2 separate regions of the Homo sapiens genome follow, and region 2 is linked to region 1. A link is an interaction called in ENCODE POLR2A ChIA-PET data of the cell type or tissue named here. Cell type or tissue: PC-9. All regions are shown on one strand. Links, peaks and the distances in the headings refer to the core of each region. The heading gives the core; the rest is flanking DNA. Region 1 overlaps ENDOD1 (endonuclease domain containing 1). Region 2 overlaps PIWIL4 (piwi like RNA-mediated gene silencing 4).

What was found. ChIA-PET counts read pairs that join two places held together with the same protein. Peaks named below come from ENCODE experiments on the same cell type or tissue, not always from the same donor. Only the 100,000 strongest peaks of a DNase experiment are listed, where the experiment ranks them.
Region 2: POLR2A ChIA-PET joins it to region 1 with 5 read pairs; 2 of 35 experiments call an interaction of 5 or more read pairs at or near these places.

What each region holds. Positions count from the first base shown.
Region 1 is chr11:95,108,347-95,121,806 of GRCh38, reverse strand. The region is part of intron 1 of ENDOD1 (endonuclease domain containing 1); the gene reads right to left. Among named protein-coding and RNA genes, the nearest start is that of ENDOD1, 25 kb to the right of the region's middle. RefSeq lists an enhancer at 12,492-13,460. In PC-9, for the core only: no CTCF peak of the experiment used is centred there; a DNase peak (open chromatin) is centred at 9,436.
Region 2 is chr11:94,589,456-94,591,955 of GRCh38, reverse strand. The region is part of intron 8 of PIWIL4 (piwi like RNA-mediated gene silencing 4); the gene reads right to left. All of the region lies in intron 4 of PIWIL4-AS1 (PIWIL4 antisense RNA 1), which reads left to right. Among named protein-coding and RNA genes, the nearest start is that of PIWIL4, 23 kb to the right of the region's middle. In PC-9, for the core only: no CTCF peak of the experiment used is centred there; no DNase peak of the experiment used is centred there; H3K27ac peaks cover 180 bases.

The sequences.
Region 1 (13,460 bases), core at 7,936-10,435:
TTTTAGAAAAATGAGCTGTCTTCGCTCTACTAGCCTCCTGCCCCATAAATAATCTTACAATAAATTCATTTTGAAATTTAGTACCAAGAAAAAAATTTATCTCAAAGGGCTGATCTGTTTCCTTATATCAGACAGTAAAACCTATTTAAATCCATAGGTAGTTTTTTTGTTTGTTTCAGAATTAAATGAGGGGAAACTAAATTTTTATGATAATATGCATGTAAGGAAAACAATGAAAAATTGAAAAGAGTATTGGAGGGGAAACATTCACCCATTCCACAATATTGTTAAGCCTATATTATGGATGACTAGCACTGCAAGAGGAGGCATTGAAACTGAAAATAATAACAACAATCATCATTTCTTAAGCACTGTATGCCAAACACTCTTCTATGAGCTCCACATGTATTATTAATAAATCAGGAAGGGGCTGAGCTAACTATACTCTCATTTAAACTTGCAACAACTATGTATTATTACTACCACATACAAGACAGGTGAGGAAACTGAGGCACATTGAGATTCAGTCACTGAAGAAGAAAATGAAGAGGGAGCACAGCAAGATGGCAGAATAGAAGGCTCCACTGATCATTTCCCCATAAGGACACCAATTTAATAACTATCTACACAAAAAACTACCTTCATAAGAACCAAAAATCAGGTAAGCACTCACAGTACCTGGTCTTAACTTCATATCACTAAAAGAGGTACTAAAAACATAGGAAAACCAATCTTGAATGAGCAACACCACCCCTCCACCATCCCACAGCAGCACTGGCATTCTATGCAGAGGGTAATTCTATGTACTGGGGAGAGGGGAGTACAGCAACTGCGAGGCATTGAACTCAGTGCTGCCCTTGCTACATAGCAGGAAGCAAAACTGGACCAAACTCAGCTAATGCCTGCCCACGGAGGGAGAGCATTAAACCAGCCCTAGCCAGAGAAAAGCTGCCAATCCCAGTGGTTGGAACTTGATTTTCCACAAGCCTCGCCACTGTAGGCTAAAGTGCTATGGACCTTAAATAAACATGAAAGGCAGTCTAGGCCACAGGGACTGCAACTCCTAGGTGAGTCCTAGTGCTGAACTGGGTCCAGAACCAGTGATCTAGAGGGCATGTGACCTACCGAGACACCAGCCAAGGTGGCTAAGGGAGTGCTGGCATCACCCCTCCCCTAACCCCAGGTTGCACAGCTTACAGCTCCAAAAGAAACCTCTTCCTTCTGCTTGAGAAGAAGAGAGAGAAGAGTGGAAAGAACTTTGTCTTGCATTTTGGATACCAGCTCAGCCACAGCAGGATAAGGCACTGGTCAGAGTTGTGAGGCCCCGTTTCTAGGCCCTAGCCCCTGGATGACATTTCTAGTCACACTGGGCCAGAAGAAAACGTGTTGTCTTGAAGGGAAGGACCTAGTCCTGGGAGGATTCATCATCTGCTAACTGAAGACCTTTTGGGCCCTTAATAATCAGCAGCAATACCTAGGTAAGCATGTCATGGGCCTTAGATGCGACTCTGAGACTTCCTGGCTTCAGGTGAGATTCAGCACAATACCAGCTGTGGTGGCTACAGGGACAGACTTCTTCTGCCCAAGAAAAGTGGAGGAAAAAGTAAAGAGGACTCTATCATGCACCTCAGGTACCAGCTCAGCCACAGAGAGCATCAAGTGGGCTCTTGGGGCCCCCGATTCTAGGACTTGGCTCTTGGATGGCATTTCTGGACCTGCCCTGGGTCAGAGGGGAGCCCACTGCCCTCAAAGGTAAGTCCCAGGCCAAGCAACATTTGCCACAAGCTGACTAAAGAGACTTTGAGGGAACACTGACGGGGTGTTCTGGCAGTACTCCCTGAAAGACTGTGGTGGCAGTGTCAGAGCCCACAGGGTGAGGCTCCTCTGCCTTTGGAAAGGGGAGGGAAGAGTGAGAAGGACTGCATTTTTGTGGCTTGAATGCCAGCTCAGCTGCAATGGACTAGAACACCAGGTAGACTTCTAAGGCTTTTGACTCTAGTCCCTGGCTCCCAGATGGCATCTCTGGACATGCCCAGGGCCTGGGGGAACTCACTGCCCTGAATGAAATAACACAAGCCTGGCTGGATTTGCCACCTGCTGATTGTGGAGCCCAATGTCCTTGAGCAAACATAGGCAGTAGCCAGGGAGTGGTTACAGCAGGCTGTGGATGAACCAAGTACTGTGCTGGCTTCAGGTCTGACCCACCACAGTCCTAGCGGTGGTGGCCACAGGGGTGCTTGTGTCACTCCATCCTCAGCTCCAGGTGACTCAGACCAGAGAGAGAGACTCTGTCTGTTTGAGAGAAAGTAAGAGAAGAGAACAAAAGACTCTGCCTGGTAACCCAGAGAATTCTTTCTGATCTCATCCCAAGACTATCAAAGTGGTACCACTATGAGTCTGCAAGAACCACAGTGTTACTGGGCTTGGGATGCCCCCTAAAGCAGATACAGCATAGATCACAACACCCAAGTCCTTTCATATCTCTGGAAAGCCTTCCAAGAAGGATGGGTAGAAGCAAGCCCAGACTGAGAAGACTACAATAAATACCTCACTCTTCAATGCCCAGACACAGACAAACATCTACAAGTATCAAGACCATCCAGGAAAACATGACCTCATCAAATAAACTAAATAAAGCACCAGGGACCAATCCTGGAGAAACAGAGATATGTGACTTTTCAGACAAAATTCAAAATAGATGTGCTGAGGAAACTCAAAGAAATTCATGATAACACAGGGAAGGAATTCAGAATTTTATCAGATAAATTTAAAAAAGAGATTGAAATCATTAAAAAGAATCAAGCAGGAATTCTGGAGCTGAAAAATGCAATTGACATACTGAAGAATGCATCAGAGTCTTTTTAATAGCAGAACTGATCAAACAGAAGAAAGAATTAGTGAGCTTAAAGACAGACTATTTGAAAATACATAGTAACAAGAGACAAAAGAAAAAGAATAAAAAACAATGAAGCACACCTACAAGATCTAGAAAATAGCCTCAAAGGGGCAAATCTAAGAATTACTGGCCTTAAAGAGGATGTAGAGAAAGAGATAGAAGTAGAAAGTTTACTCAAAGGGATAATAACAGAGAACTTCCCAAACCTAGAGAAAGACATCAATATCCAGGTACAAGAAGGTTATAGAACACCAAGCAGATTTAACCCAAAGAAGACTAAGAGATTTAATCCAAACTTCCAAAGGTCAATGATAAAGAAAGAATCCTAAAAGCAGCAACAGAAAAGAAACATATAAAATACAATGGAGCTCCAATATGCCTGTCAGCAGACTTTTCATCAGCGGAAACCTTACAGGCCAGGGGAGAGTGGCATTCCATATTTAGAGTGCTGAACGAAAAAAACTATTACCCTAAGAGTAGTACATTGGTGAAAATACCTTCATACATGAATAAGAAATAACCACTTTCCCAGACAAACAAAAGCTGAGAGATTTTAGCAACACCAGGCCAGTCCTGAAAGAAATGCTAAAGGGAGTACTTCAATCAGAAAGAAAAGGATGTTAATGAGCAATAAGTAATCATCTGAAGGTGCAAAACTCACTGGTAATAGTAACTGCACAGAATATTATTATATTGTAACTGTGGTGTGTAAACTACTCTTAATCTTAAGTAGAAAAACTAAATGATGAACCCGTCAAAAACCGTAACTACAACAACTTTCCAGGACACAGACAGTACAATAAGATATAAATAGAAACAATAAAAAGTGAAAAAGTGGGGGAATCAAGTTAAGGTGTAGAGTTTTTATTAGTTGTCTTTTTGCTTGTTTATCTGTTTGCTTATGCAAACAGCATTAAATTGTTATCAGCTTAAAATAATGATAGTATTTGCAAGCCTCATGGTAACCTCAAATCAAAAAATATACAGCAGATACACCAAAAATAAAAAGCAAGAAACTAAATCATATCCCCAGAGAAAATCACTTTCACTAAAAGGAAGACAGGAAGAAAGGAAAGAAGAAAGAGATGACCACAAGACAACCAGAAAACAACAAAATGGCAGGGGTAAGTCCTTACTTATCAATAACACTGAATGTAAATGGACTAAACTCTCCAATCAAAAGACACAAATGGGCAGAATGGAGGTAAAAACAAAACCCATTGATCAGCTGCCTACTAGAAACATGCTTCACCCATAAAGACACACATAGACTGAAAATAAAGGATAGAAAAAGATATTCTATGTAAATGGAAATCAAAAAAGAGCAGGAGTCACTATGCTTATATCAGACAACACAGATTTCAGGACAAATACTATAAGAGACAAAGAAGGTTATTATATAATGATAAAGGGGTCAATTCAGCAAGAGGATATAAAAATTTTAAATATATAGGTAACCAACATGGGAGCACCCAGATATATAATGCAAAGTTTTTGTTTTTGAGACAGAGTCTTACTCTGTTGCCCAGGCTGGAGTGCAGTGGCTCAATCTCAGCTCGTGGCAACCTCTGCCTCCCAGGTTCAAGCAATTCTCCTGCCTCACCCTCCCAGGTAGCTGGGATTACAGGCACATGCCACCACACCTGGCTAATTTTTGTATTTTTGGTAGAGACAAGGTTTGCCATGTTGGCCAGGCTGGTCTGGAACTCCTGACCTGAGGTGATCTGCCTGACTCAGCCTCCCAAAGTGCTGGGATTACAGGCATGAGCCACCGTGCCCAACCTATAATGCAAATATTATTAGAGCTAAAGAGAGAGATACACCTCAATACAACAATAGCTAAAGATTTCTACACACCACTTTCAGCATTGGACAGATCTTCCAGACAGAAAATCAAAGACAAAGAAACATCATACTTAATCTGCACTATAATCAAATGGATCTAATAGATATTTAATCCCATTCTTGTCCTCAGCACATGAATCATTCTTAAGGATACACCATGTGATAGGTCGCAAAACATATCTGAAAACATTCAAAAAAACTGAAATAATGCCAAGCATCTTTTCTGAACACAAAGAAACAGAAATCAATAACAAGAGGAATTTTGGAAACTATACAAATACATGGAAATTAAACAGTATGCTCCTGAATGACCAGTGGGTCAATGACAAAATTAAGAAGGAAGTTGAAAGATTTCTTGAAACAAATAATAATGGAAACATATTCCAACATAACAAAACCTATGGGATACAGCAAAAGCAATACTAAGAGGGAAGTCTATAGGCATAAGCACCTACAACGAAAAAGTAGAAAAATGTCGAATAAACAGCCTAATGTTGCATCTTAAAGTACTAGACAAGCAAGAGTAAGCCAAGCCAAAATTAGTAGAAGAAAAAATAAAGATCAGAGCAGAAATAAATGAAACTGAAATGTAGAAAACAATACAAAAGATCAATGAAACAAAAAGTTGATTTTTTGAAAAGTTGAACAAAACTGACTTAGTAGCCAGAGCAACTAAAAGAAAAAGAGAGAAGACCCAAATAAATAAAATCAGAGATGAAAAAGGAGACATTAGAACTGTACCACAGAAATTCAAAATATCTACTATGAGTGGCTACTATGAGCAACTGTATGCCAATAAATTGGAAAATCTGGAAGAAATGGACAAATTCCTAGGCATATACAACCAACCAAAATTGAACAAGGAAGAAATCCAAAACCTGAACAGACCAATAACAAGTAATGAGATCGAAGCTATAATAAAAAAGTCTCCCGGTGAAGAAAATCCTGGGACTTAATGACTTCACTGCTGAATTCTACCAGGCACTTAAAGAAGAACTAATACCAATCCTACTCAAACTATTCCAAAAAACAGAGAAGAAGAGAATACATCCAAACACATTCTATGAGGTCAGTATTACTCTGATACCAAAACCAGATAAAGACACATCAAAAAAGAAAACCAGAGGCCAGCATCTCTGATGAATATTGATGCAAAAATCCTCAACAAAATATTAGCAAGCCAAATTCAATAATACATTAAAAAGATCATTCATCATGACCAGGTGGGATTTATTCCCGGGATGCAAGGATGGTTGAACATACATAAATCAATCAATGTGACACATCATATCAACAGAATGAAGGACAAATACCTTATTATCATCTCAACTGATGATGAAAAAGCATTTGATAGAATTCAACATCTCTTCACAATAAAAGACCTCAAAAAAGCAGGGATAGAAGGAACATACCTCAACATATATATAATAGACCCACAACTAGTATCATACTGAATGGGGAAAAACTGAAAGTCTTTCCTGTAAGATATGAAACATGACAAGGATGCCCACTTTCACCATCATTATGCAACATAGCTAGGAAGTTTTAGCTAGAGCAATCAGAGAAGAGAAAGAAATAAAGGGCATCCAAATTGGAAAGGAAGAAGTCAAATTATCCTTGTTTGTGGATGATATAACCTTATATTAAAAACCTAAAGACGCCACACACACACAAAAAAAAAAACCTAGTAGAACGGATAAACAAATTCAGTTAAGTTGTAGGACACAAAATAAACTACAAAAAATCAGTCACATTTCTATATATCAACAGCGAATAATCAGAAAAAGGAACAGAAAAGTAATCCCACTTAAAATAGCCAAAAATCAAAGTAAATACCTAGGATTTAACAGAACCAAAGAAGTAAAAGATCTGTATAATGAAAACTATAACACACTACTGAAAGAAATCAAAGAGGACACACAAAAAGAGGAAAAATATTCCGTGTTCATAGAAGAATCGATATTGTTCAAATGTCCATACTACCCAAAGCAATCTACAGATTCAATGCAATCCCTATCAAAATATCAATGGCATTCTTCACAGAAACAGAAGAAACAATCCTAAAATCTATATGGAACCATAGAAGACCCAGAATAGCCAAAGCTATCCTAAGTAAAATGAACAAAACAGGAGGAATCATACTACCTGACTTCAAATTATACTACAGAGCTATAGTAACCTAAACAGCATGTTACTGGTATAAAAACAGACACATAGACCAATGGAACAGAATAAATAACCCAGAAACAAATCCACACGCCTACAGTGAACTCATTTTTGACTAAGGTGCCAAGAACATACACTGGGGAAAAGACAGTCTTTTCAATAAATGGGGCCAGGAAAACTAAATATCCATATGCAGAAGAATGAAAGCAGACCCCAATCTGTTATTATATACAAAAGTCAAATCAAAATGGATGAAAACTTAAATCTAATACCTCAAACTATGAAACTACAGAAAACACTGGGGAAACTTTATAGGACACTGCTCTGGGCAAAAATTTCTTGAGTAATATCCCGTAAGTACAGGCAACCATAACAAAAATGGACAAATGGATCACAAGTTAAAAAAGCTTCTACACAGGAAAAGAAACAATTAATAAAGTGAAGAGACAACCCACAGTATGGGATAAAATATTTGCAAACTACCCATATGACAAGGGATTAATAACCAGCATATATAAGAAGTTCAAACAACTCCATAGGAAAAAAATCTAATAATCCAATTTAAAAATGGGCAATCAGCCTGGGCGACATAGTGAAACCCCGTCTCTACAAAAAATTAGCTAGGCATGGTGGTGTGCACTTGTAGTCCCAGCTACTCAGGAAGCTGAGGTGAGAAGATCACTTGAGCCCAGGAGGTAGAGGCTGCAGTGAGCCAAGATTGTGCCTGGGCATCAGAGTGAGAGCCTGTCTCAAAATCAATCAATCAGTTAATTGATCAATCAATGAAACATAAAAAATGAGCAAAAGATTTGAATAGACATTTCTCAAAAGAAGACATACGAATAGCAAACAGGTATATGAAAAAGTGCCCAACATCATCAACCATCAGAGAAATGCAAATCACAACTACAATGAGATATCATGTCACCCTGGTTAAAATGGCTTATATCCAAAAGATAGGCAATAACAAATGCTGGTAAAGATGCAGAAAAAAAGTAACCCTCTTACACTGTTGGTGGGAAAGTAAATTAGTACAACCACTATGGAGAACACTTTGGTTCTCCATAACTAAAAACTAAAATAGAACAAAAAAACTAAAAATAGAGTGACAATATGACGCAGCAATTCCACTTCTGAGTATATACCCCAAAGAAAGAAAATCAGTATATCGAAGAGATACCTGCACTTCCGTGTTTGTTGCAGCACTGTTCACAATAGCTAAGATTTTGAAACAACCTAAGTGTCCTTCAACAGATGAATAAAGAAAATGTGGTACATACATATGCACAATGAAGTACTATTCAGCCATAAAAAAGAATGAATTCCTGTCATTTGCAACAACATAGATGGAACTGGTGGTCATTACATTAAGTGAAATAAGCCAGCCACAGAAATACAAACATTGCATTTTCTCACTTATTTGTGGGATCTAAAAATCAAAATAATTGAACTCATGGAGTTAGAGAGCAGAAGAATGATTACCAGAGACTGGGAAAGATAGTGGGGAGTGTTGGGGAGGTGGAGACGGTTAATGGGTACAAAAAAATAGAAAGAAAGAATAATAAATAAGACCCAGTATTTGATAGCACAATAGGGTGAATATAGTCAATAACGCTTTAACTGTATAATTTAAAATAACTATAATAATATAATTGGATTGTTGGTAACATAAAGAATAAATGCTTTAGAGTAAGGATACCCCATTTTCCATGATGTGATTATTAGACATTGCATGCCTGTATCAAAATATCTCATGTTACCCATAAATATATATACCTACTATGTACCATTCCATGCCTGTATCAAAATATCTTATATACCCAATAAATATATACACCTACTATGTACCCACAAAAAAATTTAAATTAAAAAAAAAAAAGCTTCAGTAATTTGCCCAGGGTCACATGGTTAGTATGTGACGGGACCACGTGCCAACTTAGGAAGTCCAGCCCCATAGCTAATGTTCCTAATCACTGTTTCATATGCCTCAAAATGGGCCTTCGCATCAATAAAGTCACCATCTATTTACGGAAACAAGGCAGATACATACAAACTTAAACAGAAAATCAAAAGAAAAGCAACAGCATAATCCAGTTTATATCAACTGCTAAATAAATGTTAGAAAGAAAAGCAACGGAATTTCAGAGGAAGGAAGGGCACAATGAGTGCAGTCAGGGAAGACACTGGAGGAAACAATCCTGAAGTGGAACTTGAAGGATATGCAAGATGTTGACAGATTTGGTGAAACAGATAGGTCAGTAAAGCTTTAGCAAGATTTCTACACAAAGGCTTTAAGGCAGAAACAGGCAGCCTGTGAAAATAGGACACTAGGTAAGGAAAAGTGACAGGTTACTTGGAAAGGGCAGCAGGGGATCAGACGAAAATTTCAAAAACATTGTTGCATCCCATTTACCCTTCACATAACCCTACAAGATAGGTATCATTATCATCTCCATGTCAGACATGGGAAAACTGAAACTCAGATGAATGGCAGGTACAAAGTCATCAAACAAGCATGTGGAAGAACCAGGGCTTAAGCCCAGCTTCTCTGATTTCAAAGCTCCTAAGTACATGCCAGTAGCATCCCAAGTATCTGAATGAGGAGGGGAATGCTGACAGCCACAGAGCAGACACTGTGAGAGAACAGGAGGATAAAGGAACAAATGAGAGACAAAAATGGTGCTATAAGGAGAATCAGTTGTCTAGGGTCATGCCAAAAGTCAAGGGAGGAGAAAGCTTTGGCTAGGGGATGATCAACAGTGTGTGCCACCTGCTGCAGAGAGGAAAGAGAAAGATGAAGTTAAGGCCTAGGCCTTTGGTGATTAGAGACCAGTAGCGACAGAGGGCTCAGGAAAGAAGACAGCTGGTGGAAGTGACTGGGTATGAGCAACAGGAGACTGCAGCAAGAGGCCTCTTGTTTAAGAAGTCTTTAGGTAGAGGCAGGAGAGAAAGAGGACCTCGGCCTTGAGAGATAAGCAGGTTACAAGGATAAACAAACATCGTCTTCCATGCAAGGTAAAGGGAACACTGGGAGGCTGGGGCTACTTGAGTCTCTGCATGACATAGCATCTTAGGGCAGGTTACCTGAAGCTCTAAAGCAGGGGTCTCCAACCCCAGGGCCATGGACCAGTACTGGTCCACACAGCAGGAGGTGAACAGTGGGTGAGCAAGCGAAGTTTCATCTATATTTACAGCCATTCCCTAACACTTGCATCACCGTCTAAGCTCTGCCTCCTATGAGATCAGCTGTGGCATTAGATTCTCATAGGAGTGCAAACCTTATTGTGAACTGCACATGTGAGGGATCTAGGTTGTGTGCTCGTTATGAGAATCTAATGCCTGATGATCTGTCACTGTCTCCCATCACCCCCAGATGGGACCATCTAGTTGCAGGAAAACAAGCTCAGAGATTCCACTGATTCTACATTATGGTGAGTTGTATAATTATTTCATTATAGATTACAAAGTAACAATGATAGAAATCAAGTGCACAATAAAAGTAATGCTCTTGAATCATCCCGAAACCATCCCCCTGCTCCCCGGTCCATGGAAAAATTCTCTTCCATGAAACCTGTCCCTGGTGCCTAAAAGGTTGGGGACTTCTACTCTAGAGCATCCCAAGGGGAATGCTCAGAAGGCAATGGGTTGGAGGAGCAGGAAGGCACTGAACGGACTCCCATCCCTGAGGACTTCTGGGCTGCAAAATCTATGCAAATGTCAGGGGCCAGAGTCACCAGTGCAGATTTGCCATAGGGAGTTTGTCACTGAGGAGGGAGGAGGAGCTGTTTGTGGGAAGTGGCCTTCAGGGACATAAGCATGAAGATTTGGAGCCTGCCAGTACCAACACTGCTCGCTGGCCTCCTCCACTCCTTTTCTGTCCTTCTTTGGCCCAAGCACTCTTTTCTCAACTTCTCTAGAGCTAGAATCATGTCATCTTCACAAGCCGTTTCTCTGAAATAGCTCAGAGACATGACAGGGACAAGGGAGTTCCTTTAACTCCCTTCCCAGCATCAACCTTGTGCAAGTGTTTTGATGTGACAGAGGATCCCACAGGGCCAGAAGACTAAGAAAGAGATCAGGTGTCCCAGCTGAGACCAGTCAGGGGACTACACCATGGGACAATGGAGTGAGAGTAGCCCTGAGAGCAGAAAGGAAGTGACAGAATGTCTTAGAATGTACAGGAGGATAAGGAGTCTCTGCAGAGGGCTAGAATGACTGACTGGGAAGAATGGAAAAGGGGAGAGAGGCTTGTAATGTGTTACTAATGTTGGTCATTGGCTTTAAAAAGCACACACACACACACACACACACACACATACATACACGGACTTGAAAGTCAGCAAAAAAGAGTTGTCAGAGAGAAGGGAACCCAGTGTACCAGGGAGGGGGATCCTGTGCATTTGCCTCTGGTATTTTTTACAGACTGTAGGCTCCTCAAAAGTTGGGATCATCTCTTGTACTCCTTGTCTGCCTAAGTCATAATAGAGACTCTGTATATGGTAGGTTCTTGGTAGGTATCTGCTAATCAGTACACTGGTGACCATGATGGGATCAATGGAAGAAGAAGATGGGCAGAGCAAGGGGATGATATTGGGATCCCATGGAGAAGAGTCAGCGTCTTCTGAGAACCTCTTCTGAGAATGCAGGGGAGGATGAAAGGAGGGCAGATGAGGGCTGGTGTTGGCAATTACTCAGGGAAGTGGTGATCTGCTTCTCTGCCATGGTGGCCAGGGGCCAAGAGCATAGGGAAAATTCGGAATGTCTTTAGCCTCCGAAGGCCACCATGCCAGGGAATTTACAGAAGAGGGAAAAAGACCACTGAAAAGAAAGGCCCCATGGATGTCAGCCAGGACAAGTGGGGCAGGGCAGCTCTGCTGAGGCCAAGGTTTGAGTTTTTGTACTTACACCCCCAGCAATGATCTGCAGTCCAGAGACAAGAACAGAAAAAGAACTGGCCTAGGTGTGGTGGATATGAACCCTGGCAGCCTTGTCCCTGCAAACAGATTGAAGTACCTGACCTCCAAATCCAGGTGGGCATGGGCCCAAGGTTGCAGGTGCTAATGGCACCGCTGATGTGAAGAGACTGAGCAGTGCAGGTGCAGGTAAAGAGCAAGACAGGCTCAGTGGTGATGGGGAGGAGAAGGGTGGATTCTCGAAGGAGCAGCATGGCAGCAGGTAGCAGGCCAGGTGTGGCCCTGCTGCTGATGGGCAACTGGTGTGAGTGGAGACAGCGCCTCAGAGTGTGGGACACAAGTGGGCAGCCGAGTTTGGCAGGCTGACCTCCAAAGACAAAGCAGAGGAGTCTGCCACTGCACTGAGACGGTATGTTTATCCATCAGTCTGAACCACTGAATTGAAGGGCCAGGGCCAGTGCCCAATTATCTCTGTGTTCCCAGACCTAGCATGATGGTCCTGCACACCAGGGAGTGACTGGCATTTGTTGAAAGAATGATCTCATTTGAGCTCCACAACAATCTTCTGATGCACATAAGATTTCCTCCAATTTGCAGATGAGTCTCCAGAGAGAACTGGCTCTCCTCTAATTCTGCTCCTTGATCTGCTGCAAGGAAAAGGTGGTCCTGACAACAGACCATCAAAGTGGTTATTAAACTCTCAATGACTCTGACTCATGGAGGGTGGAGTTTCCTTCCCCTGGAGAATTTTAAGCTGAGGCTAGATAAGCACATGTAGGGGATGATTCCGACAAGATCCTGTGGTCAGGAGATGACCTAGGGAGCTATCCAACTCCGTGGGGACAAAGACGCTATTTCCTTAGGGGTTTGTTTTATTTTTCAACAAGAGTTAAAATAATAGAATGAGCTGAACAGTGGGTGTTCCCATTTTATTTCTGCTGTGTGAACTACAATATAGGCACACACCCACACACACTGGGATGTAAAAGGAATGCCAACACCCCTGCTGCCATCATCAGGTGGGTCAAAGAGCCCCTCCTTAGAAAAGATCGTGGGTGCAGCTGATAATGAGAACATCAGATAATCTTATCAGAGCTGCCTACAGGGGCCTAAAGGTCCTCTGCACAGTCACACACAGTAGGATGAACTCAATCTGAGGCTCGGGTGAGTCCTAGGAGAACCTACTTACCATGGGAAATACCCAGCGAGGGAAGGAGCTGCTGCCTTTCAACAATGGAGGGGGAGGATGGTGGGGCCACAGCAGATTAAGGACATTTGAGGAGGAATAAAGCATGAGGCCTTTTCAGCTCTCAGGAAAGAAAGTGCCAACCCACCCATTTCAGGAAAAAAAAATCTTCCGTGCTTGGCATCTAAAATACTCTTTATCCTCTTGGGAATAGAAACCGCTTTAGAAGAATTAGGGGAATGCTCATTTTTCTTTTTTCTTTTTTTGGGTGTCTGTGTGTGTGTGTGTGTGTGTGTGTGTGTGTGTTTAGAAAAGAGAAATGCAGAGCTTTTCATTTCCTGAAAGGCCTTTTAGCAGAGCATGTCCTTGTCCTCTCCGCCTTCCTCCAGTGAATCACCCTTCCTCTGGGCTCCCAGCACCACTCACACACCTTCCTGGCTGTGGGAAGAAGGAC
Region 2 (2,500 bases), core at 1-2,500, 520 kb after region 1:
TGGTCAAGAACTCTAGCCCCTAACCTGCTCTCACAAGGTAAATGTGACCCTCTCCCTTGCCCCAATTTTCTTAGCATTTGAAAATACTTTGTATGATAAGATAAAATAGAGAAATATAAAGGTCAATATCAGGATGTCTTCCACTTTGAAAACTGACTACATAATAATCAGTCTTTCTTTCCTGGGACAGGGAGGAGGGCATACTAGAAGCTGTCACAGTTTTCTTTCTTTTCCTCCCTAATTACAATATATATGCAGTGAAGCACAACTCATTTCAAAAAAACAGTGACTGGGATTTTTACCATGATTCCCGTTTCAGAATGTCACAGGTCCTAAAATACTTCTGTTTAAATATGAACAAATTTAATCATGCAAGAAAGAAACCCAAATGTTTAACAAACTGTTGGTTTAATAAACACAGAACACATTTTATGCACAAGATGTTTTGCTAGATACTATGCATCAAGGATTAGCCAAACACCATCCTTGCTCTCCAAGGAATACGTGTTCAAGAAACAATGTGATGAATGCACAGGTACTTAGAAAGGAGAACAGCTTGCTCTTCTACGTGTGTGACAGAAAGCAAAGTCAGAGAGGACTTCACACTTGGCCTTGAAGCTAGGATTTGACCTAGGGGTAAAGGAGAAAGGTACAGCGTGGCTTTCTGCAGATGCCTAGTGAACACACACAAAGGCTGAGGAAGGTGTAGGCCAGTGAGTGGATGGGGTGATAAAGGCATGGGGTGCATAGGAGGGATGCTGAGAAATATAAGAAAGAAAGAGGGGGCCAAACTATGCAGTGCTAGAGAGGAAGAAGCAGAGGATAGAAAAGGAGGAGCATGGTCTCCACTGTTCTCCCAGTGCTCACAAAGTGCAGGCACACTTCAGTGCTCTGTGTGCATAATTATCTTACTCGGTTCTTACACTACACCATGAAGGTAGACAGATAAACTTCCTTTACACATGACACTCTGGGTTTAGTGATTTACCCAGGGTTACACAGCTGGAGCCAGGACCATCTTACTCCAGAGCTTATGCTTGTAATCAGATTTCTGGGCAGCACTTCAGAAAGATCTCTCTGATGGCTGTGAGGGTGAGGGATCACAGTGAGGAGAGAGCTAGGGCATAAAGAGTGACGGTAGTGGGAGGGGATCCACGAGATGGCCTGCATTAATGCAGTGGGAACAGGGCTGGCAAAAAGAAAATTCACGGATAAAGGATACAGAACTCGTCTTGGTGACAAGTGAATGAGGAGGTTAAGGTGAAGAAGAGGAAGAAAGCAAAATCATTCCTATCTGAGCTACAGAATTTCCAAGGAGAAACAGGAATGGGAAAGACAATGAATTCAGTCTGAATTATATTAGTTTGAGATGCCTGCAGGGTATTCATGCAAATATGTTCTGGAAATGGAGATGAATATGTAATTTGGGAATGAGGGCTAGGCAAAAGCACTATATTTGAGCCATCTCAAAATACAATGAAAAGGTTCTATATGAGGGAACCATGGTGAATAATGGTTCCTTTGTGAGGAAGGAAGGAGGAAAACGTCAAAGGAGACTAAGATAGAACAACCTGAAAGTAGCAGAGAACCGCAGGGATGTGTCCCAGGAGTCAAGGAAGGAAGAGATCAGTTCCAGCCGGTGGGAGAGGTCACAGGTATCAAATGCACTGAAAGCCCTTTAGGATAAGAACAGTAACTGAACTTGACCTTTCTAGAACTACTTCTAAAGCAGCATAACTGGATACCAGACTGCTGAGGTTTCAGGAAGGAAGAACAGAAAAGGTGCTTGGAGCTAGTGTAAATGACTTTCTAAAGTTAGCTAAGGAGAAAAAGAGCTTTTCCTGAAAGTGTACAATGATCAAGAAAGGGTTTTTGTTTTTGTTTGTTTGTTTTAACCTGAATATTACTATACATTAAAGAGAAGGTGCTTTCAAAAAGAATTGAACATGGAAGATGAGGGGTAAGGATAACTGTTGCAAATGCGGCTAGAGCTTCTAGAGGCAGCAACAGATTCCATCAATAGTTTCTTGAGTATCTAATATGCGCAAAGCACTGAGCTAGTCCTGGGAATCCAAAAACAAGGAGCCCCCTCCCCAGAGCTCAATGTCTAGGATGGGGCTCAGACCATTCGTGTGGTGCCTGTGATGACCTGAGACAGGGAGGGGATTCTGGGAGGAATGCTTTGGGGCTCCCTTGAGACTTGATGGCTGAGCTGAGTATGCAAGGGTGTCTAGTGTTCGTCTGGCTGTGAAGGGGTATCCAGGAAAAAGAAGCAACGTGTGAAAATGCACAGGGGAGAAACTGAGTCATGGAATCACAAGAGGCAATTACATCAGAGCCAGGGAAGGGAGCAGGGGAATGGGAAGAGATGAGGCTTTAAAGGCAGGAATTGGCCACATCATAAGGAGATTTGGAAACTCTGCTAAAGGGCTTACAGGTGGTCCTAAGGCAATAAGGAGACATGGAAATGTATTAGCGTTGCGAGCAGTGTGATCAGATA